Linked DNA regions of Mus musculus: regions 2, 3, 4, 5, 6 and 7 are each linked to region 1. The links are chromatin loops, found by intact Hi-C in ENCODE. Cell type or tissue: heart. All regions are shown on one strand.

What was found. Hi-C counts contacts between places; a loop is a spot of excess contacts. Peaks named below come from ENCODE experiments on the same cell type or tissue, not always from the same donor. Only the 100,000 strongest peaks of a DNase experiment are listed, where the experiment ranks them.
Region 2: a loop joins it to region 1, with 3 times the contacts of the local background. A loop is called at or near these places in 7 of 42 quality-filtered maps.
Region 3: it touches region 1 in a loop (1.9-fold over the local background); 3 of 42 quality-filtered maps call a loop at or near these places.
Region 4: it touches region 1 in a loop (6-fold over the local background); 20 of 42 quality-filtered maps call a loop at or near these places.
Region 5: a loop joins it to region 1, with 8 times the contacts of the local background. A loop is called at or near these places in 20 of 42 quality-filtered maps.
Region 6: a loop joins it to region 1, with 3 times the contacts of the local background. A loop is called at or near these places in 6 of 42 quality-filtered maps.
Region 7: it touches region 1 in a loop (2.7-fold over the local background); 9 of 42 quality-filtered maps call a loop at or near these places.

What each region holds. Positions count from the first base shown.
Region 1 is chr12:99,391,544-99,395,543 of GRCm38, forward strand. The region is part of intron 1 of Foxn3 (forkhead box N3); the gene reads right to left. It overlaps Gm51999, which reads left to right and starts at 623. Exons shown (of 1, transcript XM_030247043.1): 1 at 623-2,101. The coding sequence starts at 836. The coding sequence ends at 2,086. In heart, a CTCF peak has its summit at 2,305; DNase peaks (open chromatin) are centred at 608, 1,188, 1,498, 2,188 and 1 weaker place; H3K4me3 peaks cover 2,482 bases; H3K27ac peaks cover 3,546 bases.
Region 2 is chr12:99,339,026-99,343,025 of GRCm38, forward strand. Foxn3 (forkhead box N3) reads right to left here. Exons shown (of 6, transcript NM_183186.2): 3 at 2,397-2,509. 3300002A11Rik (RIKEN cDNA 3300002A11 gene) reads left to right here and starts at 2,006. Exons shown (of 3, transcript NR_166805.1): 1 at 2,006-2,200. RefSeq lists an enhancer at 1-2,246. In heart, a CTCF peak has its summit at 1,602 (motif pointing left); a DNase peak (open chromatin) is centred at 2,066; H3K27ac peaks cover 591 bases.
Region 3 is chr12:99,266,970-99,270,969 of GRCm38, forward strand. All of the region lies in intron 4 of Foxn3 (forkhead box N3), which reads right to left. Among named protein-coding and RNA genes, the nearest start is that of Gm46371, 62 kb to the right of the region's middle. In heart, a CTCF peak has its summit at 1,576 (motif pointing left); DNase peaks (open chromatin) are centred at 1,082 and 2,592; H3K27ac peaks cover 863 bases.
Region 4 is chr12:99,560,999-99,564,998 of GRCm38, forward strand. Gm26839 (predicted gene, 26839) reads left to right here and starts at 2,843. Exons shown (of 4, transcript NR_136760.1): 1 at 2,843-2,958. It also overlaps a transcript of Foxn3 not described here. In heart, a CTCF peak has its summit at 1,527; DNase peaks (open chromatin) are centred at 443, 1,463 and 2,673; H3K4me3 peaks cover 3,724 bases; H3K27ac peaks cover 3,685 bases.
Region 5 is chr12:99,094,590-99,098,589 of GRCm38, forward strand. No RefSeq gene overlaps it. Among named protein-coding and RNA genes, the nearest start is that of 4930474N09Rik, 66 kb to the right of the region's middle. In heart, a CTCF peak has its summit at 2,500 (motif pointing right); DNase peaks (open chromatin) are centred at 2,512, 2,792 and 3,122; H3K27ac peaks cover 549 bases.
Region 6 is chr12:99,213,856-99,217,855 of GRCm38, forward strand. All of the region lies in intron 4 of Foxn3 (forkhead box N3), which reads right to left. Among named protein-coding and RNA genes, the nearest start is that of 4930474N09Rik, 53 kb to the left of the region's middle. In heart, a CTCF peak has its summit at 1,782; DNase peaks (open chromatin) are centred at 446 and 2,796; H3K4me3 peaks cover 702 bases; H3K27ac peaks cover 3,387 bases.
Region 7 is chr12:99,837,086-99,841,085 of GRCm38, forward strand. All of the region lies in intron 5 of Efcab11 (EF-hand calcium binding domain 11), which reads right to left. Among named protein-coding and RNA genes, the nearest start is that of Efcab11, 44 kb to the right of the region's middle. In heart, a CTCF peak has its summit at 1,861 (motif pointing left); no DNase peak of the experiment used is centred here.

The DNA of each region.
Region 1 (4,000 bases):
CAACAGCATGTGACGACTCCTTACTACCCCTGTCCTATATTACCACAAAACAAACAATTCCCAGAAACCACAGCTGAGTTTTCCATTATATCTTAACTACAAAATTTTCCAAATCGCCTTTCCCTTCTTATTTTAGAGAGGCGGAGGGGTAGTGTGCGTCTGTGGTCAAGCAAACATTTTTTAATCTGCTGCTAATAATGTTGCTTCGAACAGTGACCCAACAGTGACCGCCTTAAGTTATTGGTTACGTCTCACACACCCTCCTTTTGTTTTCATTCTTTTTATGACTTCCTGTGTTTTATCTTCCTTTCTTTCTTCCAACGAAGAAAATGGAGTAAAAACGCTTACTTTTTTGGCTAATAGCAGAAATTCTCCAAATACCTGACAACGCCATTACGGCCCAGGTCTGAACAGATGTTGGTGGTGAACTTTTTAAAAAGTTGAGAAATCTTTCTCAACCAAAGCTGGGCAGTCGCGAGTTTGGGGGACCGGGAACCTCCCCCTCCTTGCGCGCGCACGCACGCACGCGCTCCACTCCCTTTTACTGTACTTGTCAAAAACATTTCAAGGGGACCAACGAGGGCAGCGATTGGCTGGGCCCTGCGTCAATCGGCGGCGTTGCCAGGCAACGGGAAAACTGCTCTTCTCCCCGTACACAGGGCAATTGGGAGCACACATACCTTCACTGCTGGTCAGATGTCATAAACCTTTTATTGGCCGCAGCGTGGCGAGACTAAAACAAATCAATACGCGCCCACCGTCCCTCCCAGCTCACGCGAGGCCCAGAAAGGCTTGCAAAGAGTCAGGGTGCGGAAGAGGCCCCGAGAGTCTCGGGATGCTCGCGGCCCGTGCTGAGCGTGCTCGGCTAGGGAGGGGATCTTTGTTAGGCGCCCGTTCGCGGTCCTGGGGTCTGGAGTTGATCGGCACCCTCTGCCAGACTCGAATTGCTGAGGATGCCTGTTCCGCAGACAATACCAACTCTGTCGCTCTCCGAGTCGGAGGGGAAACCGAGGCACGAGAAGCAGCCAGCACGTCGGGGCAGGAAACTCCTGGGCGGGCAACTTCCCGGCTCAGGACTGGGGTCCCCCCACCCCGGGTCCAGCTTGGCCCGCGCCCCGCATTGCGAGCCCCGTCCCCGTGCCGCTGCGACGGCTCTGGAATGCGGACCCCAGCCTGGGTGGTGCGGGCGGGCGCGGGCACCGACTCACCTGGCCGAGCGCGGCGCCGGGCCGCCGCTGCCTTCAGCGCAGCCGACAAAGTTTCGCTGGCGCCCAGCGGGCATCGCTCGGGGTCCCGCAGTGGACGCTCGAGCCCTGGGCGGGCGGCGGGGGGCGGCCGCGGATGCGGGCGACAGGGGTGCGGGAAGCGGCGCGGCATGGGCCCCGAGCGAGCGTCCGCGGGCGCCGCGTCCTCCCGCCGGCCCCGCCGCTCTCCACGCCCCGTCCCGCCTCCCGCTCGCCTCCGCTGCGGCGCGTCGGGGCCGGGGCGCGCCGAGCGGCGAGAAATTGTTTCCACTGCAAACAAAAAAAGGCGACACATGACCAGGCAGGAGGAGGGGAAGCGCGGGGAGGGAGGGGCGGAGAGAGCCGGAGAGACGGAAAACGTGGGCTGGGCGACCCCGAGCTGCGGCGCGGGTCCGCAGGGAGGCCCTTTGGCCAGGCTGGGTTCCCGGGCTCCCGTGCGGCACCCAGGGACCCAGGGGAGCCGGGCAGGTGGCGCGTGGCCGGCCCTCTCCCCTGCTTCAGGCCACACGGGCGGTGCTGCGCAGCTGGCAACGTGTCGCCGCAGCGCTTTTACCCCGGCCGCCTGCCTTACAAGGCTCGAAAGTAAAAATAAAAAGAATTACGACGCGAGCGAGGCTTCTGAGGGTGAAGAGAGAAGACTCCACTTCTCTCCAACTACTACTGCAGCACTCCCGAGGCGGGTCCAGTCCTCCTCCACCATGTACCTCTTGCCGGGGACGAAAAAACTGATCCCCAGCCTAGGTTGCCTTGGCTTCGGAGGGCAGGAGGATGGCCGCAACCACCAAGGGAGAGGTGAACCCCAAACGCAACGTCAGTGGGTTCTCCCCAGTAGGCTGGGCTAAGGGCCCCCATCTGGAAGGAAAACAAATCTCCGTCCTTTACCATTTTGAGCTTCATCAACTAAAACGATAATCTGCAGCCTCCCACCCCGCGCCCCCCAATGGCGCAGCCACTTCACCCAGTCTCCAGACACCTCCAGAGAATGGCCACCCACTGCTCAAGGCTCACCAGCCGGCTGCCTTTGGTGAGGATGAAAGCAGAGTCCAATAGGACACCCTGCTGGTGACATAAATAAAAATAGGATTGTGCACCACTCCCAGGTAGCTAGGCGAGCAGGTCCTACAAAGAGAAGCCCAAAGCCATCCTCCCACGCCCACCAGAAAAGTGGACAGCTATCTGTGAACTGGGCTGAAAAACCCAGCTGGACAGGAACTTTTATCATAGCCAGACAGGGAGAGAGAGAACAGTGAGAGAAATACCACGTGCTTCTGAGAAGTTTGTTTCAAAAAGAAAAAAAAAAAAAAAAAAAAAAAGAAAGAAAGAAAGAAAGAAAGAAAACTCCAAACCAATCTGAGACTCAATCCCCCACTTAACAAAACTTCAAGATTAGGTAGGTGGCAGGCAATCTTCAGCAATTCAGACTCACAGAGACTTCACTCCTTGCCAAGCAGCCAGAAGACCTGAAGAAGCCCAAGGTAGCCTGAGGTCATCCAGCGACACCTATGTTATTGAGCACATCTTGTGACTAAGCGCGGAAGGTACCCGGTGGCAGGCACATTAGATCATCTCTGGAGTCGCACACCAGTGATTCTAAGGCCCACTACTGGTAACCCAAACCAGGACAAGAGAAGATCAGCCACCTGTGGCTCAGCTAGGGCAGGTCCCCCTCCTACAACAGCGTGTCACTTGACAATCTTTAATCCTCACCAAAGGTCAAAACTGACTTTAGAGAATGTACTCTCCCTGCTCCGCCTTGAGCTGCCAGCCCGCCCAACCCCTCTCACACTTCCTAGGCATCTCTCTACTTAAAGTAGGCCCAGCACATTATTTCCTCCCCAGTCCTTCTTCCTAGGTTCTCAAAGCAGGTTGATTAGGCCTGAACTATGTATGTCATTCTTAAAACTCCCTTCCTGGTCTACAGAGTGAGTTCCAGGACAGCCAGGACTATGCAGAGAAACCCTGTCTCGGAAACAACAACAACAAAAACTCGCCTCCTAGGGTGTGAGCTGGCCATGCCAAATAAACAAAAACTGAACACACAGGACAAGTTTAGGCTCTAAGAAGCCATCGAGAGAGGAAGGAGCACAGTGAGTGGGGAAGCTGCCTTTAATGGGCTGGTCTTATCTTTCCTTTCCCTCTGAGGGCATTCGCAAGCTGAATGAGTAGCTTGTCTGGAGAAGCCTATGAGAAACATCTGGAAAGCCAACCCTAAGTCCCAATACCCTTAGGTGGGGGTCCTAGCTGTACACATCAAAGGAGCCCCCCACCCGGGGGCTGATTGTGCTGACAACCTCTACCTCAGGCAGGAGACGGAAAAGGGGCAGCAAACAGATTTATTGAGTATGACTTGATTTCTTATTTTTCCCTTTTCCGTTCGAGATATGCTAAGAGATGTCAGGCAGGTGTTGTCCCAAAGAGAGAAAGGAAGGCTGATAAGGAAGGTGCAAGGTCCACAGGTCTGCCTGCCTGGTGATCTAAAATGGACCCCAGCAGACCTTTGCTGTAAGCCAGAGTGAGCTTGGTGTGCCCTCCTCCAACAGTGATTCAACAGATCCCTGGCTCTGGGACAGGCAGCCTTGACATTAGCATCCAGGGGCCAAATTCCTGTAGGAATGGCCTCATGCTCAAGTTCCTGCTGTGTTTTCCAAATATACCCTAATATCTTGGGTGCCAAGAAATCTCAAGCAGGCCAAATAATTTAAACTATTGTTTTAAATAGCTATTTGACAGCAGAATCCTATCTCAGACCCAGAACT
Region 2 (4,000 bases), 53 kb before region 1:
GCCAGATCAGGTTAACTCAGCATTTTGGTATCTGTTTATGGCTGGCTGTTCCACTTCCGGCCTCCTGGAATTACATCACCAAGTGGCCTGGTACAGAGAAATTCTTCACCAGTTTCGGTGTGAGCTCTCACACCATAGGCTGGCTTCTCAAGCAAACCCTTTCCAAGGCATGGAGAGAGCACCGTGCTCTCTGGATTCAAATCATGAAGATGTGGGCTGGAATCGCCTCACTAGTGATCTGATGGACTTGACATCTAAGCACCTTGATATGGAAGGAGCTGGTTAACTGCAAGGGACAGAACTGGATCTGAAGTGGTCATCTGGAAATCATTTACTGTAAAAGCCCTAGTTCATCTGCATTTTCATGCCCGTGCTAAGACTCTAGAGAAGTCATTAGGTTACAGCCAGCTCACAATACCTCTGGCCTGTGTGTATTCTACTTGCTACCCCCAGAGTTCTATTATAATCCTTCAAATTATTAAATAATTGCAGTGTTTCCCTGGGGGTCACATTTGGCAACAAGGCACTGGCCTAAATGAACCAATGACACGACCCAGTGAATAACACTTACATTTTTAACTTGCTAGAAGCAAACGGGTGTGACATACTTCTAAGGGAGAAACTAGAGAAACTAGTGGGGTGGGCTTGGAAACTGAATATCGACAGTATTGCAATAATTAGTGCCAGGCTCCCCACCAACCCCATAAAAAAGCAACTCTCTAACCCCAATCCCAGCTTCTATTTCAGGAATGGCTACCATCACAAGAAGAGAGGCAGGCATATGGCTCTCCCCTTCTGGACATTCCTACAATGTAGGCTAGGCTGCTCTGGAAAATCCCATCTCTTCCTCCTACAGCTATATGACCTCGAGTTGTCATTTCAAATAAAGTATGCTTCCACTGATTTTTATGAACACAGACAAAAGCAGCTACAACCTTCCTTCCCCCAGCCCCCCAAAAATACCCTTGCGAACCAACTGTAGTTGCTATGTAGGGTTATTTGTTTCTAAGGCAACAGCTTATGTCTAAGTACTAATGGCCTGTCCTTTTGCCAGGCAACAAACAGCCTTGTGATGCAAGTGCACCTGTCTCAGCTACGCGTTACTATGGAGACACTCCAGTTACTATGGCTACCATCACGCTAATCGCCTAGCAAAGGCAGACATACAGCAGTCTTCTCATAGAGCCCAGCTGCTTCTCCCGTCTCTTGCCGGAGACTGATTGTCTAGGGTCTGTGATGGAACGCACAAGAACTTCATTAATGCCACGTTGGAAGGCTCACTCTGTGTGCCCTCCTGCAGAATAAACATCAGAACAGAAAAATCTGCAAGTGGACTGTAAAATTCCCCAGCCTTCTGACACCGGGCCATTCCCAATTAACATAAATGTCTACTCCACTGGCAGTTTCTCTTAACCAGTTAACAAAGGAAATGCTGCTACATGCCTTCTAGAACTTCTTGGTAGGGGACTGGAAAGATGGTTTAGTGATCTAAGAGCACCGGCTGCTCCTCCAGAGGATCCAGGTTCAATTCCTAGCACTGACACAGTGGCTCAAATCGCCTGTAATTCCAGTTCCAGGGGATGCAATGCCCTCTTCTGGCCTCCACAGTCACCAAGCATTCAAATGCTACACAGACATAAATGAAAGTGAAACAGCTGTACACTTAAATAAAGTAATTTTCAAACTTTCTTAGTGGGCCTGATGACAAGCACCGTGAAGAGCTAAGACTCCATCCACAGGTTGAAATCCGGCTCTTTGTTCTGTAAGGCCCTTTCTTCTAACTTAGCACTGACATGCTTTTTAAACTGTGACAATCTACCTAACACCCCTCCCATTGTATATTTGTAAAAATGCACTCATGACCTCAGTCTCATGACAGCCAGACACGTGAGGAGGGAAAGTGGCCATGGTTCTCAAGACAAACACTTAGTAACCACAACAAACCCATCACTCAGGAGCCTGTCGACATGGAAACCGGATGACAACAACCGAGCCTGCCTTCTTTCCACATCTCTAGAGGCAGGCCATGGGAAGGTGGAATCACCTGTGTGCCTCACCGCTCTTATTCCAACAAAGCGTGACCCGCAGAGATAGAAAAGCTGTCCACTTTCCTCTGTAACCGATTCTACCCAGGAAGACGCTATTTACCTACCAGGAGCCCTTCCGGAGCCACACCCGCTCAGTCGGAGCTACAGAAGCGGTAAGCTTCCCAGGAAATGCATAGCCAATGGATGTGCCTCCTCATCAGACTTAATTCTTTTTCCCATTAGTCTGTAGTTATTTTTAAAACATTCATACGGCCTACTAAATTAGTTTTAGAGACTGTCTCTGCTAAAATAACAAAATTCCAGGAGACTTTAAGAAAACAAAAACCCCCGATAGTGCGAGTCACTTACCTTTGATAAGCCTGAGGAGTAGGAGGTGGGTGGTAAGGTGTCTTTTTCAGAGCCTGAATTAGATTTTGTCTATACTCTGGGTCGATGCACCACAATGACCCTTTCCCAATACTCTGCAAAGAAAAATTAAAATGAAAACATATTAATACAGTACAGAGAATTTTGTGGTAGGCAAATACAGGGCTATATTGTAGTTATTCTCCAAAGTTTCCTGTTCATTTGCTAATGATTTCTCAGGCTGACAACAGGACACCATTAAATGCTCTCTGCTCCTCTTTGCCCCGAGTAGATGAGGTCAGATGAACATGTAGCTACCAGATTATGTTGATGCAATAACATGACTGTCAAATCTGAACTACCCCCAACCCAAAATCCCTTATTTCTCAGTATGAATCTGGAGGAATATTCAGACTCGTCCAGAAGTCTCTAACTTGGCTGACGTTCATGGGCGCTGAGAAGACCTTTCGAAGCTCCATCTCTGCTCTAAAAACCCCAGCTGTTTTAAACCACATTATCTTGGCACGATCTTACAAAAATGGAAACGTAATCCACTCATTGTTTTTGGTATCCCGTCCCCCTTGCTCACAAAAGAACATTTATGCTTGGAATGGAATTTATAATTACCTTCCCCTCAGAAACAAAAGACCTGGCAACAATAGCAAACCTAAGCCAGAATTCAAAGTATTTTTTATTTTTATGGGGGGGGGGTGTCCTTCAGTTCACAGCAATCTGCTCTTGTCTCTAGGAATCTTTAGAAGAGGTCACACTTTAAAAGTGTAAATTGGCTAAAACTGTTCCCTGGGGGGAAGGGGGCAGCTTTCCCTGAAGGCCACTTTTGGGCTGGCTGGAGGCAATTGGTCTGAGATCAGCTTTAACAGTGGGTGGGGGTGGGGAACAGCTGCTCTCGCCTGCCCTGCTTTCAACTGGGTCAGTGTACCCAAACCATTTGAGAAGGTCAACAGTAAATATTTACGGATTTGGAACGAAAAGAAGCTAAATGACCTAGTCCCACCCCACCCATGCTTCCTTTGTAATTTCCCTCACTCTCCTCTACAAAGCCTGGTGGTGTCTTCCAACATTGAGAAAAGCAAACATGAAAACCTTTAAACTAACACAGAGAGGCAGCAAATTACAAGGAGATCACATGGAAGGACCACTAAATCTAAGCCATTCCAAAAAAAAAAAATCTTTGAAGAATTTTCCTAGTCTGCATTTCAGTTATCACGTCACCAAGTAGTGTTCTTACAAGCCTTGTGTGTTCACAGCACTCGTAAATAGTTCTCAAGCCTGTGTAACAGCAGCAGGACACCTAGAATGAACCATTCCCAGTGTTCTGGGGTCAGGGCAGTCCTACAAAGTCATTCATGGTCAAAGGCCATACCCAGAACCATGCCGGTCACCTGGTCCCTGGTCCCAGAGCATCTATGCTGAAGATATATCTGTAGGGTTTAATGATCTGGGCAGTCAAAGATCTCAAAGTCATTTATTTCCTTTCCTGTACATGTTTTTAAGTCTGGCATAGTTTGCAGGGTTTGACCAGACTTTCCAAGTAAAGCAGGTTCTACACCCTCTATCTCTTCCTGTGGAGTATGATGCATGGTGTA
Region 3 (4,000 bases), 120 kb before region 1:
TGTGAGAGCTCACGTGCACACAGTGTCATATAATTTCACAGTTAAGCTGGATGGTTAGCGTCACCAGCTCTGTCCCATTATTCATCCTATCCCTCTTTCTACAGCACTGCTTGGTCACACAAACCTGGCAGGACTCAGAATTCAGCAAGCACACTCCCCACTGAGCATTCTAATCCAGATGTCTGGGTGAAGTGGGGATGAGGGGACATGGACAGGCAGGCTGAGAAGAGCTGGGCACCCGGGTGACACTGCAGTGGCCACTCATGTCTGGCTGCAGCTGCTCCGGAACAAGGCAGGGCCATGCTGCCACGTGCCTCCCGGTTGTTGAAAGAAGCCAGCAATCCAGTATCTGAAATTTCCTGAATTCAAAATCAATACGTCCAATCAACAAAACTCTCCTGTGTTCCAGTGTGCAGGGTGGGCCCATCTCCCCTGGAAACCACCGACTTGTGCTCTCCCCGAAGCCCTCAGGATCCCTGGTTACTTCTGCTTCCGGTACTGGATGGCCCACTTCTGTAATCCCGGCATTGGGGGCAGGTAGAGGTGGCAGGGTAGGAGTAGGGGGATCAGGAGTTCAAGGACAGTGTGAGGCCAAACTGGGCTATGTAAAACTGTTTCAATAAACAACCAACCAAACAACCAAACAAACCCCCAAGCCAAAGCCCAACCTAAAGAATATCAAACGCCAGCATCTGAGTACATAGTCCATCGGGTTCCCTCTCACCTTTTTAGAGCCAGAGTCCCCAAAGCCACCTTTGCTGATCACACCCTGGTGCCCACAATCCGAACACAGCCCTCTGCAGACCAGTTCCCACTAATGAGCACTTAAGAGGCACTTAGCTGAGATGGCAGGAGAGGGAAGTGCTTTATTGACACTCGGGACTGATGGAAAAGCTTTGTCCCCCGCCCCGCCCCCTATGTGGATTTCCAACTCCAGCTCAGATTCTTAGAGGCCAAGTTCCCGAAGGCCAGAGACTGCTCTGCGACACTCACCCCGCTGGCATCCAGATGACTATGTGACTCCACACTCCACATCCTTGAGCTTCTCTCAAGAAGTTCTCACGTCGACACCCTTTCCTCAATAGCCACAGAGGAATCCACGCCACGACATTTTGTGTTCAGTCTCACACATGTGGTGTTTCTCCTGGTGGCTGAGTTTCTGTCTATGCAGATGTAAGCTGGACACAGGAAAACCAAGGCCTTGTGTTCCCAGCTGGCCCGGGCTGCCTTTAACAACGAGTCCTGTTCATCCATTCACTCCACGTTGAACAGAGTAATAGATCCCAAGGATGGTGAAAATTTAAGTAGAAAAGGACTTCTGACAAAAGCCTATTCCCTCAGACAGAGGCGGGCTGGAGTCTTTTCGTGTGTGCCTACACACGTATGGGATGACAGTCTGTGTGTGTGCAGGCCTGAGGTCAATCTTAGGAACTTGCCTCAATTACTCTCTGATGTTTTTTTTTGTTTTTTGGTGGAGGCAGGATCTCTCCCTGAACCTGGAGCTTATTGACGAAACTGCACTGGCTGACCAATGAGCTCCCAGGATCCTCCTGTGTCTCCTCCCCCTAGTGTTCAGATCATAGGCAGACACTGCTGTTCCTGGCTTCTTTAAAATGTGGGATACTGAGTATCCAAACTCGGGACTTCACGCTTGCAACATTTTACCAAATAAGTCATCTTGCCAACCATGTCCCCTCTCCAGGATGGTCTTAAGAAAGGGTCCCACCCAACACTCCCTTCCTGGTATGGCCCATGGTAGGTCCAATCAACTGCATACATCTGATGGTCTGCTAAAGATTAGGGTTCAGGCTAAACGTATAGTCCTTCTTTCTGGACACTTTCTGGACAGAGTTCTCGGTGGAAGATTACAAACAGGATTCTAAGTGAATCGTTAAAATCTGGAGGAGTCCCTTTAGCTCAGAAGTCAGCCATCTTTGATTTTCAAGGCATACGGCAGGCATACTCACCATCTCCTTATTGTCGAGAGTAGGGGCTTTGGGGAGAGCAAAGACAGACTTGACACTATGCAGTAATTACTCTACCCTTTAGAGCAGTCTCAAGTGGTTCATTAAAAGAAAAAACGTCCCAAGACACCTAAGGAAGAAACCAGTTCTTCCGAGTCCCAACGGTCTAGAGGGCATGGTGAGATGGGTGTGACCACCCACAAGGCACGCACGCGAGCAGTACTTAATGAAACTACTTTCTCCAGTGGCCTTCCATGAGCTGGGAGGCAGCCGGTCCTTCCTGCACACTGCACTGCCTCTTTACGGGCACCCGCTGTCATTTTCAATGGGGAAATAGAGCGTTTCTCATGGAACAATTGGCATAAAAGGGGCTCTCACATAATGCCCTTCAATCTCCCACAAACGAAAATCAATTGGCCAGTGAGATTGTGTCATCAGAGATCAAAGGGGTGAGTTAGACCTAAACAGGCAGGTGGACCTGATGGGCAGATGGAGGAACGGGGAAAAGCAAGGGCCGGAATCACAGGCTTCTTAGAATCACAGGCTTCTCTGATGACCTCACGGTCTTGTCGCTTTCCACAAGGCCAGGACAAACAGGCTGCTTGTAGATCTATTTTGGTCACACAGCTGCAAACATATGATTGATGAAGATGTTTGGCGCCTGGCCCTCAGGAGCAGTGAACAGCAAGCGACGGCTGCACCAGCCATTAAGAAGCAGAACATCTGGCTGTTTGAACATTCTTCCTCATTCCCACCATGAGAGGCAGCCACTCTAGCCCTGGTCCTTGGGACTCTTTCCTAAGCCACAGGTTTCTCTTTTTACATTCCTTCATCTGGGAGAATGGAAGCAATCTGTGTTCGTGTCTCTGGCTCCCACCAGCCTCATCGTACTTCATCAGTCTCGTGCACAGCTCTCTTCTTGGTAGAGTTTAGCTTTATTGATTTCTATTTCTGACCTGCTTGATGCTCACTCATTCATTATTCAGTGAAGATCTGGCCACGAGACCATGGTTTGATATCCTGCCAACAGGAGCCTGGGCAGGTGGGGACCCGTGAGTCTACCCTTCAAAGAGTCAGACCCCAGATAAAGCTGCGTATTTCCTCTCCTCGAGCTGTTCATTTATACATCGGACCTTCCGAAGAGCAGATTATTTCTGCTTGAGTAGCAACTTAGCTCAGTAGGAACAAACAGACTCAAGTGGCTTTGACGGCAAAGGTTTGATCCCGGTAAAAAAACAAGTTTATTTTTGAGAAAGAAGCAGCTTGGTGGCCACCTATCATGTAATGGCCTTCAGTCCCTGGAGGGAAGGCAGGTCGGGGTGGCCTCCATCAGCCACTGTTACCACCAGACCCATCCATTGCTAGGGGATGAGCCCTGAGTGCCCACGATGGAGATTCCAGGGGGCATTGCCAGCATGATGCATGAAGATGTAGGGAATGAATGTTCTCTTTTTCAGGATACAAAAGTAAAGAAGACTGTATCTAAACCCTAAGAAGAATCTCATATAGCACAAGAAACGACTTTTAGAAATTTTCAACTGAAGCACATTGCTGAAAAGAATATGAACTCTCCTTCAGAGCAATCTTTTAAAAACAGAACTTCCTACTTATCAAACTGTGGATAATCTGATGCTCCTGGAAGACACTAGACTAGAACATTCCTAAGTCCCCGCTGGGCTTCCCTTCCAGGTGAACCTTCGTTAAGTACTCTGAAATCGACGGCTAGCTTTGGGTTGAGGTCCTGCTCTCCACTAACACCCACACTACAAGGCAAGGTGTCTGGAAGCCTGCAAGCTCTCTTCTGGGCTCCATCTCTTCAGAACACACCTGTGGAAAGAGCAACGTATGTGCAATTGCCCCCCAACCTCAGACACTGTACCCTACAGTACAGGGGAGCAGTCACACTTGTCTTTCTAAATTTGAAAAGTGAAGGAGCTGATCATGAAGGATGAAACCAAAACTGTTCTCCCACGCACCATAAAAAGTGATAACATCTCTAAACATGCACACAGCACGCATGCACAACTGGGGCTTAA
Region 4 (4,000 bases), 170 kb after region 1:
CCACCTGGAACCGGCTTGCAAGCCCGGAAACACTTCATAACGCCTTTGCCAAATGACCCTGCCTCCGCTGGCTGCATTCTGGTCTCTAAGTCTGTAAAAAAGGACTTTTGTTCTAACAGGAGAGACACACCTCTAGAAGCAGACACATAGTTCTACAATTAATGGCTCAAATGTACTCTTTGCAGCCTTCCTCTTGCTTAACTCAGAGGATCCAAAATGCTAAGTAAGCATGAACGCTCACACTGGCTTTCAGGCTCTTCCCTGAACTATTTTCAATAAAAATACAGTTATGAAATCCAGAGGGCTCTGTTTTTTGGTTGTTGTTGTAAAATGACCTTGGTTTGACAGGCATGGTCTCAGGTTTCAACAGATGTTGTGGGAAAGCTAACAGAAGCCAGCAAGTTCTCCAAGCATCTGTGATGACATGCAGGGCTTTTTTTTTCCCCCCTAAGTGGTGGTCATGGTAGTGAATGCATGTGTGGTGGGGGTGGGGTGGGGTTACACTTCTCAGTTTCTATGACAACCATGTCTCCATTCCTGGGTTACTAGATACCATCTACTTCCTGTGTCTAAATATTTAAACCAATCAGAAAAGTGTTTATACGGTTAACAACTTCTGGGACCCAGCTTCTTTAATGAGGCACTTTAAGGCTCAAATGAAGATGTCCAGAGAGGCTGCAGGCTGTCTTATAGAGATCCCGCTTCATCCCCTATCTCTAATTCTGCCTTCTGTGGTAAAAGACCCCCCCACCCCCGCCCCTTCTTGGATGTGAATTGTATTCTGCTCAAAGCAGACGCCACAATTTCTTGCAATAGTCTGCAAGCTGATCGGGATTGCTTGCCTTTCATTGTCTGTTTTCCCTTCCACTGTCTAAAGACTTAGATTTAGCGCGAGAAACATACTAATTCACAAGGCACTTAAATTATCAAAGTAATGATACAGTTAAGCTTCCATCTGTTGGTGTAGCTATTTAAATGCTCAGATGAAAAAAAAATTAGGAAAAATTAATTCCAAGTTGAGCAACTTTGCATCCTACAACTTATGGAGAGAAATCACTGTGAAGCCCCACATCTATCAGTGCGAGCTAGAAGCTGACATCTGCAGAGAAATTTGTCACCAAAATGGCCTACTTTATCTGGATAGAAACAACAACACAAAATTAAAGATAAAGACACCCAGAGCGAGCCAGATGCACCCAGATCAAAAGAGAAACCAGGCAGGAACCCATGTACAAGCCGGCAGATCTGAAATTAAGACGAGGTTTTAAAAGACGGTTTCGGGTGACTGTTTTCCTAAGTCCCCATCAGACTGACCAATCAGTGTGAGAGTTAGAGCGGGCTCCAGACATTCGTGCAGTCTTCAGGGCTCTCTGCACCCTCAGAGCTGCTCCCCCTGGCTAAGGCAGAGCTGGAGATCAATGGAAAAAACAGGGAACAAAAGGGAAATACTGATGTCTTCCTCAGCTCCGAGAGCCATCCCCATTTTCCTCAATGAGCCGGTAGCACCCAGCCTACAACAGCGCCACGGGGAGCTTCCACCAGCCCGGTCCAGTCCTTTCCGGGCTGGCAGTTTCGCCTTCGCAATCCTGTGTCCCAACGCTAGCATAACCTGGTGACGGAAGGCTCCCGGAGCCCAACCAATTGAAACTAATAAATTAAATAAATTAATAACCCCCACGATTAAAAGCTCCCAAGAAAGACCGCGTTCCCCTTTCCCAAATGTCATTCCCAGACTATAAACAAAGCATGAAAAATAGTCTCCCGGGCTAGGAATCTGGTTTTTTTTTTTTTTTTTTTTTTTTTTTTTTTTTTTTTTTCTCCTCAATGCAACGTTTTTCTCCAAAAACAGAAACACTCCTGCTTCCTTCAATGGACATTCTGGTTTGTCCATGTCACGCCGGGATATGAAGCTCCGGTATTTGAAAAAGAGGTTTAAACTGCCCATAGACACTCTGTTTATAATTGATAGCAAAACAGTTACGACAGCGATGCTGTAACTCTGCCCCAGCCAAACTCCACATTTAACACGTTAGTTCCTTGAAAATACAAGTCATGCCTGAGGACCCTCCAGAGCCGCCTCCCTCCGAAGTCATTAACGGAATTACATCAATTATTCGGTAATTTTTATAAATATCCATTGTCTGCTAATTTTTTAAATTAAAATGTAAACCCAGCTATCTACAAATTCCAGAAAAAAACTTTTCTTTCTTTTCTTTCTTTCTTTTTTAAATGAACTTACTTTTGAGACAAAAACTAATGAAAATAACCAACTCGCCATCCCTGGATCTTTCCCATTCTGGGCTGCATGCTATAAATCAATCCAAAACTAGGAGCACAGATGGGGGCGGACACCTTAAGATAAAAAGCCAAGGGTGCCCCCCAAAATGGGCAGCCTGGGCAGCGAGGCTCGGGGTGACAATGCTAACCCGGGCAGAGGCTCGCTAGGCAGCCAGAGAGCCGCATTTTCCTTACCTTCGATCGCCTGCCCCCCAGCTGCTTCTCGCGGCCGCATTGGGGGGCTGCGGCGGCGCTGGACTCGCGGGGGGCCCCGCCGCCGGCTCGCGCCGTCTCCCAGCCGAGCTGCACCGACCGCGGCCGGAACACCCGGCTCCAGCGCCCGGCGCCTGCCCGGGGTCGGCGGCTCGGCTCCCACCCGGGCCCGGAGTCCTGCTGGGTCCTAGCGCTCGCCGTCCGGGCCGCGGCCCGCTCTGCAGCCTGCACGTACTGAGGGGCAGCCGGGGAGGGGGAGCCCTGGGAAAGCACGAGCGGGAAAGCCGAGCCGCCGTGGGTGCGGAGAAAGCAGAGCTCAGTGCCAAAGCCTGGGTGTGCAAAGAAAGGCGCTGGCTCCAGCCGAATTCCCAGAAGGCAGATGCTAGAATCTGCAGCCCCGGCGGAAAGCACAAGCGTGGCCGGGAGGGTTGCTCCGTGCACCTGTGGTATAGAGTGCGCTCACAGAAGGTAAGAGACATCGCGGGATCCTCAGAGATTTCAGAATATCGGGGAGAAAAAAAGTGGACAATTTGTGCGCTTGAAACCAGTTTCCCCCCAATTTGTCCCCGTTAGAAGTTTTTTGGTTTTTTTTTTTTCCATTTTGCTTTCTCTAGCTTTATAATTTGTGTTTTAAATAACAAAGCCCCATATGGCTCACCACGTAGTCATCTGATTTTCAAAAGACCTCTAAAATTACATCAAAATATGCACCCATGTATCTCCTAAGAAATCAACTAGAGAGAATTAATGGTGGCATATGGTGTGCCTCGTAGAGAAAACTTAATTACAAATTAAAACAAATGCGAAAATTCCCAAATCCCATAAACCAAAAGTAAATTATGATCCTGGATTGATTCACAAATCAGCTCGTGCGCCATTAGAAGGACTGTAAAAATTCTACGTTTCTTTCTGAACAAGTGTGTTACCTTGCAAGAGTTCACTAAACCAATGGCTCCCAGCCCCTCCCCCATCCCACCCATACTCAACCCCACCTCCACCCCATCTTCCACCCTCCTGGCTCTCTACTGTGGCCTAACTGGAATCTCGCAGGTTCTCCTTTAAGAAGACAATTCCATTAGCCCCTAATTCATGATAACAGTGCTTTAGTTGGGGAAACCTGTTTGAAAGGCTTGGCAACTGAAAAGTATTCTTTCAGGGATTCCTACAGTCTAAGTTAGAAGGTCACAGTTCAGCCAGACTGCTAATAGCAACAACCGCCTGTGCTGTGGTTTACACCAAAAAGAAAACTAAAACCGTGGCTTCTGACTTCTATTTTGAGAGCAGGAAATGTCCCTTTGAGAAGTGCTGTGGCCTCTCCCTTCCAGCGATAGAAGATTTTTAAAACATTATAAACTGAGTGTCACAGGTGACTCTTTTCACGCCTAGTGTTGTAATGTGGTAGTCTTCGCCCATCTTCAAAGTACTTCACCAGTGATCTTTACCACACCTCCAAAGGAGACAGTGGAGGGTCAGGAAAGGACTGGTCCAAAGCCACCCAGCTGGTGACCAG
Region 5 (4,000 bases), 300 kb before region 1:
AGAATTCTGGGCACACATTTCTGGTTGTCTTGGAAATGCAAACCTGAGATCCCTAGGAAATAAAGCTGTGGTCCCATGGCACCCCTCTGCCCCTCTGCTTCAATCAGTCTGGCCTTCTCTCTCCTCTCTCTTGCTGGACCACATCCACCAACTCTAGCTTTTTCAGTAGGGTGGGCAAATGGTGAAAGCAAACTTTAATTTCTGAAAGTTTCTTCCACTCATCCCTCCCTCAAACCCACCCCAAATTATTAATTTATCAAGTATCCGTTCTGTGCTAGGAAGTGTGCGAGAGCTTTAGATGGTCCTTAAGACACGGTGACAAATAACGTTCCGGGCCTCTCTTGAGCCTTCCAGGCTAGCAGAGAATAGCTGATGTGCAAATCATTTTACAGATACTTGGTTCCGATGGTGATAGGTGCCTTAAGGACAGCCTAAGGTGCTCTGTGAGTTCCCTAAAGATGCTACCATCCAAGCAGAGAGAGGATGTCAGCCAAACAGAAAGGGAAAGAGAAATTCAGGAAAGAAGGGCCTGGAGCAGAAGTATTTTCTCTGAAGAGCTATTGCAGCTATACAAGACAAGGGGAATGGGAGTGGGGAGAGAAACCAAGGGTGCTCTGTGAGGATTTGGGAGAAGAGGGGGGAGTCTATAGAGAGAGGAGCATGTGATGCTAGGGTCCTGTGTTCAAAAAGGTCATGCCATTGACTGATGCTTGGAGAGGGGACTCCAGAGCACAGGTAGCCTGGAGGGATAAAGCCGATGGGGGCACTGTCAAGAGGCTAGGACAGCAAATTGTGGGGGCTCATGCTCAGAATTCCAGCACTTGGGCAGGAACACTGCCATGGGTTTGAAGTTTGCCTGCCTTACATAATGAATTCCAAGGCAGCCTGGCTACACATAGTGAGACCCTGTCTCAGCCCCTGACTACTGCAGGGGCCAGTGCTATACGCCTCTACCTCCAGGAAGAGGTGACCCTGGCTAAGACTTAAATGGAAGCAATGACAGAGAAGAAAAGGACAAAGGTTCTGGGTGCATCTTGTAGGGCAACACACTGAGATCCAAGTACTTTGTGGCCACCTGTGGGTGTCCTCCGGATATGGTACACAGTCTTAGAGACGAGCCAGCCCTTCAATACCTACCCTAGGACCTTTGGCTGTATGAAAGTCTACAGGGTCGGGGGTTGGTGAGCACTCTACCCTGGAGCCACCTCTTCCTCTTCCTTGTCTTGTGTTTATGATGTGCAGGCAATGACCTTGTTCTCCGGTGAGATCTTCTGGATTGAGTAACTCACAAGGGCGCAAACTTGGAAGCTTTTTGGACAGTCCCACCCTTTCTCCACATGCTCAGAGCACTTGCTAGCTCTCTGGGCATGCAGACACATTCGGTTAATACCTCTGTGGAGTCGTAACTCTGTATCCTAGGAGTGGGGAAACTCAAACAATATTCTCACCGCCATTTGTTTTTCTCCCACATCAGCCTTCTGATCGGGCAGTGATGGGGCACTTTAGAGTAAGGACGGGAATGGTGGCAATTAGTTCTCTAGACTCCAGACAATTTAGGAATCAATTTAATCCCACTAATAACACCCCTGGTGGATACTATGGCATACTATGTATACAAAGCACGCTCGCTCTTACTTCCTTACCTAGTCTCTATGTATACCAGCATTCATATGTTCTATGCTCACAGCAGACATTATTAATCAATCACGATACTTCTCAAACTGATCCTTCAGGAACACTCTCTACACTTCAGACTTCATGCGCAGGACACGAAATGCATTTGCCAGCCCACCTCGACTTCCATCAAGTGAGCCAACCTAGGAAGAGTGTCTAAGTAAGTCTTTGGTTGAGGACTAAGCTTTCTGGTAGGCAACCTTCCTCTTTACCCCAGAAGGTGGTTTTCTGGTTTTCTTAGTGTCTGCATGGCTCCTGGTAACCTCCTCAGGCCTCAGTGTTCCTGCCTTAGATTCTGGCAACAGATTCTCTGTGTTTTCTTGGGCTCTCTCCCGTCTCCTTCTGGTGACAGAAGAAGACAGGGAGAGACAGAAGTTCAAGATGATCAGGATCCAAGAAACATGCTGTTCAATTCAGTTTCTCCTTCCAGGATTTTTTTTTTTCTGTTAAGGAGTCATCATCCCAGGGTGTCTGGTACCCAAGAGAGCCGATGGCACAACTTAAAAACTGTAGCAAAACAAAGGGACTTGAACTCCGGTGTCAGTTCACAGCCACTGGGCTTCTGCACTGTCCGCCACTAGGCAAAGATTCTCCTTGCCTTCCGTAAGCGTGAGGTGTTTCAACGACTTGATTTAGATTTCATGCGGAAGTAACTTTAAGGAAGGACTCAAGAAGAGCAGGCCTGGGTGAGAGTGGGGTGGAGGACAAGATTTAGGGATGGTTTCTAGTCCCTGCCCTAGGCCTCAAGACTGGGGCTGCCCCAGTCTGTTGGAGGAGACAAGCTCTCGGTACTCAATTTATAATGCTTTGATTCGCGTGTACACTAGGGGGCGCAAGCAGGCTTGTTTTCCAGAATGGCCCTAACAAATCCTCAGCGATTCTAAGGAATGGGGTAGAGGAGGGATGTCAGGAGCCACACTGTCTCTGAAAAGTGCTGAGAGTAAACGGATGTTTGAGGATGGGGTCTAAGAAGGAGGGTAATATCCTCACTAATTGCTCGAAGCGGTTTTCTATATTTGTCCACACCCCACACCCCCCATCAGCCTTGGAACTCTGAGCTGGGGCTAAAAGGGCAAGTTATGTGAGGGCCTGGGTTGCTCCCGGACTAAGCTGGCAACTAGGCTGGCAGGCTGGCAGCCTCGAGGTGAGTCAACACATGGAAGCTGGTGGCCCAGAGCGGCTCTTTCAAGCTGGCTGAGACTGAACCTCTACAGTAAGGCCAGTGTTTCACCCAGTCCTGAGTCAGCCAGCCAGGAGACTCGGGTCTATGGAAAAAGGCCCTACATACCTTTGCTCTGGAAAGAAGGGCTGTGCGTTTGGCCCCCAAATGCAAGAGCTCTTTTACCAAACGGACCTGTGCACCACTGACCTACTTTTTCCGTAGAGTAGACGGAAGCCAGCCCAGGAGTACACGGCCTTCTTCCCACCCGTTTCCTCCAATGCCTTCAACAGTGGCCTTGTTGTCCCAGGCTAGGGAACTACGGGTGTGGACCGTACTTTCCTGGCCTACCGAAGGGAAATGAGCGGAGGAAATCCGCACAAGGTTTTTTTTTTTTTTTCTGCCAAATATTTCTTCCCCTAGGAAGACAGTACATTCAAGCTACTGAGTGGAGACTGGAGTTAGGCCAGCCATAAACTATCCTAATGAAGACTAATAGGGAACTACAATTACTGTTGACTTCAGAATGCAAACACGAACTTTAGACAGCGATCCCTATCAGCCGGGGCGGTCGGGCACAGGCGGGGCGCACTGTTTTTGCGGTTGCTTAGCAATGGAAAATGAACTGTTCCTGCCTCTTATCACTGGAGGTGGAGGTAGGACAATGAGCGTTATTGGACTGAATAGGTATAAAATTAGTTTATTCTTTCTCGCTTGGAGAAGGCAATTGGCAGCAAAGAGAATGTCTTGGATGAGGGGCCCTGCAGAAGTTGGGGGAGGAGGGTGGCCTCTTTTCTATCTCAGCTGATCCCAACCAGCCTTGTGTTTCCCTCCAGATAAAGTTTGATTTTTGACTGTGAGTGACCCTCCAGAATTATCATTAGAGAAAACATATACAAATGTAAATCACAGACCAGGTTGGAAATGAGAGTTGGGGGAATGAAATCTTAGTAACAAGAAGGTTAAGGGTAACCCCCAAATCCACAGGTCGAGATACATAACTGAATGCAATGTTAAATATAGACATCTTAGGGTCTCTATGCTTGGTACTGTATTAGATCAGATGTAATGATTTTTAGGTAAAAGAACGTATTGTGGAAAATCAAAACTGGCACCTCCAAAATCCACAGTGAAGATGGTCGCCTGGCCGGAAGGTCTTGTGGCTAC
Region 6 (4,000 bases), 180 kb before region 1:
ACACCTTGTAGGGTTGTTCTGAGGATTACATAAGGAAGGCTATGAAAACTGCTTAGCCTAGGGGCTGGTGATGTGTGCTTTAATGTCAACTCTGCTCCCATTATCCTTCAAGCAGCCCACATCACCTCTCCAGAAACTCCAGTGAATTATCTCTAAGGCACACGGTTTAATGGGGGAAATTCAATTCTTTCCAGTCTACTATGCCTTTGGTAGCTAGCCCTAACCCTACATACACATCTTCCCAATTAATGTGCTGTATTCATTTCAAAGCAACCTGGCAGCAGTAGCAGATGTGTGCCTGAGATTTGAAACTGCCTGGGAACGTTTACGTAAGGTGGCTCACCCTCTGAACCCAGCCCTCCTTCTCAGGGGAGCTGCTGAGTCTGGCCTCCAGTCCCTGCCATTTCTTGGTTTTCCTCACTGGCAGCACACTCCAGACTGAGATGGTGAGCATGCATGTGCCCGCTCACTGGCTGCCAAGAGCCAGCTGTGACACTTAAGTGTGCCTCCATCTCTTCTCCTTTCTGTCCCCACCCGCAAGTGTCAGGAATGAGGTCTCTGGAAACTGGCACAGCCAGTTCACAATGGCTCTGTGGAAAAAGGCATTGAGAGCCGTCTCCTTTTCCACTGAACACTAGGCAGGAATATGAGCCCAGTCGCCTGCCCTTAGCCTAAAATTAGCATCTTTCTTTCCCTTCTGTACTGGCTGGTTTTGTGTGTCAACTTGACACAAGCTAGAGTCATCAGAGAGGAAGGAGCCTCAGTTGAGGAAATGCCTCCATGAGATCCAGCTGTAAGGCATTGTCTTAATTAATGATCAATGGGGGAGGCCCAAGCCCATGGTAGGTGGCGCCATCCTTGGGCTGTTGGTCCTGGAGCTCTATAAGAAAGCAGGCTGAGCAAGCCACATGAAGCAAGCCAGTAAGCAGCACCCCTCTATGGCCCCTGCATCAGCTCCTGCCTCCAGGTTCTAGCCCAGCTTGAGTTTCTACCTGACTTCCTCCAATGATGGACTATGACCTGGACAAATAAACCCCTTCTTCCCAACTTGCTTTTTGTTTGTGGTGTTTCATTACAGCAATGGAAACCCTGACTAAGACCCCTTCTCTCACTATGCACCTCCTGAAAAAAAAAAATCAATACATTCAAAGACCAACACAACCCATCACCTCACGTTCTGAGATGGAGTTAGGAGGCAGCTCAGTCAAATACTAAAGAAAATACACATTTGAAGGCAACTTCTAACTCTGTGTGCTCAGTAGAAGAGGTCTAAGCATCCCTTTCTGGTCGACAGCATTCCCATCTTTTCTCCCAGCAACCCGGGAGAAGAGAACGGTTGCTGGAGCCACTGCACAGGCTTCAGCACCAGACTCCCCAGCACTTACTGGTTTTCTTAAATGTCTCCAAGGCCTTCTCAAATCAGCTAGACTGTGACACTCACACCTGGCCAGGGAGAAGCAGCATGGATCAGTGCATACTCGATGGCCATTGAGCTAGGGATTGCTTGTCCCTGCCCCCCTAGCACCAGAATTACAGGCATGTATTCCCTAACCCCAAACCCCACGTCTGGGACTCAGGTGCTCACACAAGTACTACTGACGGAGCCACTTTCCAGGGTCTAAAGCTCATTTCTGTTCTGAAAGGTCCGAGGCATAAAACAAACATTCCTGCACACTGTGCTGGCCATCAGCACTTCACCTGCCTCGCTCTTTGATATGCATCTCCCTTAGTCTTTGCAAGGTCTAAAATTAACCTCAGCAGGGAGCTTGCAGCTCTGCCATTGGAGGGCAGCCCTGGCTAACACTATGAGAGGCCATAAGTAGAGCAGCAGGCCATTCCTGCCATCATTCCTCCCCTGAAGGCACCCTTTCCACCTGCTTGCTTGGAAGCAGGCTGGGGAAGGGCTGTCACGGCAGGCAGGGCAGGCAGGGCACAACCTGTTTCCTGTGGTCTTTCTTCTGTGGAGCCCTATATAAAGGACATATACCCCGGTTCCAGACAGCATTCCCCACCCCTCTTGGTCCATTCTGCTGTTTTGTTTATTATTGAGAGTTCCGTCTCTGGGAAAATTCCAACCAAGGATTATATAAGCCTTTGGAGATGGCTTATGGTGACCTAGTTTCTCCACAGGGGTTAAAGATGATTCATAAGGATTGTCAAGGGAGCTACTAGGCAGGTGATTCAGGAGATGCGAGCAGCTGAGATCCGTCTACACCACCACGTTTTAGGGAGAGACTGGAGTAGGTGGATAGATTTTGATTTCAGAAGGTAAGATGAGTAGACAGCCATGCTCTTGGCTGTTCTGGAAGTGGCATTTTGCGCGCGATGGCCCTTCTTGCAGAATGTATCCCACACACTGAGTGACACCAGGGGCACGAACTGTTAGAAGCCAAGGCTTTAATTAACTGTGCCTCTCTGCAAATTGCAGTAGACAACTGAAACAAGAGGGGGTGACCCTCGGGACTGCAGTCCGACCCCTGCAGGGGGCACAGGGCTCCTGGGTTCTCACTAGCGTCTCAGGCAGACTCTTTTCTAAAACTCACTGAGCATTAGAGACAGTGTGCTGGCCCTGGCTTAGACTTTCGGATGCCAAACAGGGAAGAAATCTAAGGGGCTGCCACTTGGTGACCTGAAGTGCAGTGGCTACAAAGCACAATGACAAAGCGGGGTGGGGGGAGCCCTTTCTAGCAACCAAGCTAGCCTGTTAATTGCCAGGACTGAACAGTGCCAGGAGAGGAGGTGGGTAGCTTGCCACTCAGAGGGGCAGCTCAGGGGTGAAGCAGGAAGCTATAAATAGCAAGGCGCGAGGAGGCTCTATAAACAGAGCCTGGTCACAGCACCCAGCCCCAGGGAAGAGAGCAGCAGAAAACATATGGGGTTCTCAGAAGCCAGGCTGGCCAGCTCCTGACCATGGGAAAAGGTCTGTGTGAACCCACAGAGAGAGGGACACACAACCACGAGCTTCACTATGCACGCTGCCAGTTCTCCATCATGGAGGCTGGCTGTTGCCTTTATACATTTACTGAGGATTCATACCTAGGCCTGGGGCAACAGTAGCAGGGTGGGAGACAGCATCGTCATCATTCTGGCTCTGTATGATTTCTCCCTTTAGGGATCGAGGCACTGCCTCCAATCTCAAGGCAATAGACCAGCAACGTTGCCAGGCAGTAGTGGTACGCATCTTCAATCCCAGCACTTGGGAGGCCGAGGAAGGCTGACCTCTGAGTTTGAGGCCAGCCTGGGCTATAGAGCAAGCTCCAGGACAGCTACATAGGGAAACCCAGTCTTGCAAAACCACTCCCAACCCCAACCGGGCAATGTAGAGGAAAATAAAGCTATAGTTGGAATGGGCTAAAAAGACCTGTGGATATACTTCCCTCTGGTTGTGTCCACTAGGAGATGATGGATTTGACATGATCCCTAACTATGGCACGGTTCCAATCTTTAGGGGCTCTGCAGCCTGCCACTGACTGTGCTTACACTTGACCTCCAGATGGGAAGGCAGATATGAAGCCAGTGTCCACGCTCTTCTTGTTCTCAGTCCCCACTGCTGTTCCTGTCTCTGAGTGTGTCCTCTGGTGACCTTCATGGGCATCCCAGTGGTGCCTGCCAGGACCCTGGAGAGCCTTCTTGGCCTGGGCCCTCGAGAAGGGTGTGGCTACACTTTCACAGAATGTTGGTAAAAGCTTTCTTTTTAAAAAGCCCACTAAAATGATCCTACAGAGCTGGGTAATAGAGCTCCGTCAGAGTCCTGGTTTCCATCCCTAGCGCACATATGCACATAAGGTAAGGTGGTGCTTGCCAGAGAAATGGCGGCAGGAGGAGAAGTAGTTCAAGGTCATCCCTGGCTACACAGCAAGTTTGGGGGCCAGCCAGGATGACGTGGAACCCCACCCTAGAAAGAATGGAAAAAGAATCCACACCTTTAACACATGAGCGCTTTTAAAACTCAGTGCGGCACTTGGACGTAAATAGGACTGTGGATATTGCAGAAAGAGAA
Region 7 (4,000 bases), 450 kb after region 1:
TACTGAGGCGGAACAAGGTACAGTTGTTTTTATTTACATGGAAAATGGCTCACTGTGTCAAAGTCAGGGAGGAAAATAACACAGTATCGTGGAATTGGAAGTCAGTTGATCCCAGTTAGGATCCGACCTACGTGACCTTGGGTAGACACAAGCGTTAGTTCAGGCTCCATTTTCTGAGCTGTGCAAAGGGATGTTGTAGATGATTCCTGAGCATCTCCATTATTCAAGTCCAAGGCACTGTAAAGGCCAAATCTCAAAGACCTGATCATGGCAAAGCCGTTAGCTGTGCTAGTTCTTAAAGAGGGTACACTTGGCTCTGGTGTTTTTAACTTCTCTATTAGCAAACGCTTCACCATCAGGTGTTTCACGGTTATCATTGGACAGAAACCTTCTGAGCCAAAACACAGAAAATGTACTAAAACTCTCAGTTCAACTAAATGACAGATACTCCTATAACCTACGTTTATAAATTTATAATACATTTAAATCTAGGCAACAGGACCATTTATTAATTTCGACATGGTGGGAGGATCTTGCAGCTTCTGTAAGATTTTTTTCTGGGGAGTGGTCACTGAGGTTGACCTCAAGGCCTGACACATGCCAGCAAGCAATCTACCACCGAGCTACATCCTCACCCAGCATCCGGCTTCTTTAAACCCACAGACTCTGATGTGTTCAGGCTCTCCTAGAGTACATCTTTGTAAGCCCAAGACCCAGCACGGCCTGATAAAATTTTGTAGAATAACTCAGTACCTAAACAAACTCTTGGTACCACCTTTTTGTCCCTTGTAGCAAATGGGCACTTCCTTTTCCACCCTTAAACAGCTTCATATAGACATACAGAAGCCATCCCTGTGGGTGACAGGAAAATGTCTGGAACCAAGATAAAACAACGGTAGTATCTTTTGGGTAAATCTAACAGTTTTATGGAACTTTTTGACCTTAAAAAATCACTTTGGGGGTGTAGAGCATAAGGGGTCCCTAGAAATGAGGAAGGTCTCCTGTCCCTTGCTAAGTCTTCAGGGTTTTTGCTACCGGTACCAAAGGAACTAAGTCTGTGCACACAGCCACGGAAGCATTAAGGTGGACAAAAGCAAAGGTGCACCTGGCCTTATGTTCCTGACCTCAGGGAATGTTTGTGCCGCCACTGGGGAAGGCAGGCTGTAAAGAAGCTGAGGAGCTGGCAGGCGGTTATGAACTGTGCAGGATCTGCCTGTGCGACGTGCTAGCGCTCTATGCGGCCTCATCAGAGCTGTAAGCAAGGGCTTCGGGGGTTAAAGAAACAAACCTCACCCCAGCAAAGCAATGTGCCGGCTGTCGCAGCAATACATCCATAGAAAAGCAAACTCCTAATAGCCATAGGCCATCAGCATCTGTAAATCTAACTCTGGCACATAAACATGACCAGGACCACCACTCCACTTCTCCAGCATCCATTACCAGCCGCACCCGTCTCCTCCAGATGAGCTGGCTCAAAAGGCTATTGCAGGATGGAGTTAGATGTCACACAACCCTGCAATTTCCAATAGATGGGCATTAACGTGGGCCAATCATCTCGATACGGGAATTTACTATAAATGCATTCTGCTTGCCATCTGAGAGATTTGATCCATTTCTTAACCCTAGAAAGTACATGATTTGGGCACACACTTTATGCTAAAAATTCAAAACCCAGTAAAAATAACATTTATTAAGAAAGGCTTCAGGTTTAACTTCTCCATTCAGTCAGGCGTGTGTGTGTGTGTGTGTGTGTGTGGTGTGTGTGTGTGTGTGTGTGTGTGCGCGCGCGCGCGCGCGCGCGCGCGCATACAAATGTATTAAATCAGAGTTCTTAGCACCACCAACTGGACAAAGAGATCTACTACACATATGCTAGGCACTCAATTTGTTTTATTCCTTGAGAACAGATCATAAATGTTTATTTCACATTTAATTTATAATAAAGTAATTTATTTCATTCATCAAATAAAATTAAAAATGCCTCTTTTGTCCGCCAAATTAATGTTCACTCACACTGGTTCCTTCAGATAAGGAGGCAGATTCTGGTTAGCTTAAGTCTACCTACTGGAGCTAATTTGATTTATTCTACTATAAACACAGACTCTAAAGCAAAGACTGAGAACTGCAATAAAAACTAGAAACTTGAAAAAGGGCAAATTCAATGGACTGCATACCATTCAAGTCGTTGGTGTCCATAGCAGACATCAGTTTGGGTGGAAGTAAAATGACTGAGGATATAATTTACATTTAAATATTTTTTGAATGTGTAAAAGATTCTTGATTTCACATGTTATTATTGACCTTGCCTTCCTAGTTAAGGGCACATGCCTGGCAATGTGCTCTAAACACGGAGGGTTTGGGAGAGCCCTGAGGGTGAAGATATGACTGCAAATAAACCTATGAAACTGCCCTCCCCAAACAAGTAAATTAAGAGATTTGTGGGAACTTGCTGCCATGGAAAGTACATCTAGTCACTTGTGGTCATGACAAACATACCCTGAAGAATGAATAACAGCAGCAGTATGAAAAATCTAGTCTCTGAAGACCTCTCTACTAGACTATGTACAGGCAGACAGACAGGCAGGCAGAAGAGGCTGCAATGTATAGTCAGCCTCTACATAAAAATCACAATTGCAAGCCCGATAAAGAAGACAAATGGGAGCTGGCACAATGGCTCAGTGGGTAAGAGCACTTGCTTGGGCAAGCATAGGATCTGAGTTTGAATACCCAACACCAACGTAAAAAAGCTGGGCATGGCTGCACCTGCCTATAAACACAGCAAATGGAGGTGCGGAAAAGTGGATCCCGGCAGCTGCCAGATGGACAGACTAGCCAAAACAGAGACCTTCTGGTCAGGGAGAGAACCTTTCTAATGAGAATAGGGTAGAGATCAATAAAGCAAGATATCTGATACCCTCTTCTGTGTATATACCTACACACTCACATTCATGCACCTCATACATCTCACACACACACACACACACACACACATTCACATACCCACATGTCACTTACATTCATGCACCCCACACATCACATGCACATTCATGCTCCTCACACAACACACACACATAATCATGCACCCACACATTACATACTCACGTTCATGCACCTTACACACAACACACACACAATCATGCACCCACACATCACACACACATTCATGCACCTCACACACAACACACACACAATCATGCACCCACACATCACATACTCACGTCCATGCACTTTACATACAACACACACACACATCATGCACCCATATATCACACACATTCATGCACTCACACATCACACACTCACATTCATGCACTCACACATCACACACTCACATTCATGCACCCACACATCACACACTCACATTCATGCACCCACACATCACACACACACATCATGTACCCACACATCACAAACACACACACACACACACACACACACATCATGTACCCACACATTACACATTCACATTCATGCACCCATACATCACACACAAACACACACACATTAATGGGCCCACACAAACATACACATGACATCCCCTAACACACAATCAAAGGAAATAAATGAATAAGACAATTAGTAATAGGGAAATATAAAACCAAAGCTGCTCTCTCCAACTTAACAGATGACTTTGGCACATAAACTCTGAACAAGTAAACTTCCTCTTTGTCTTCTTGCTCATATCATTTCTTCATTCACTTACATGCTCACTAGCTGCCTTCTCCAGCGAGACGGGATACATTCAAGGAGGGAGCCTGTTCGAGCTGCTTCCTCTGCCTTCCCTCTTCCTCAATGAGTGCTGGTGTGTCCTCTCCAAGACAGGGCTTCTATCTGAAGGTGTGAGTGGGCCATAAGGATCTTAAGTAAGATATTTAAGAAAAGCATTGTGCTAACCTTCTCTATGGCTCCACAGGTACCAGCCATGCATGTGCCGAATGGACATGTATGTAGGCAAAATAACCATATACATACAATTTTAAAAAATAATTAAAAAATTTAA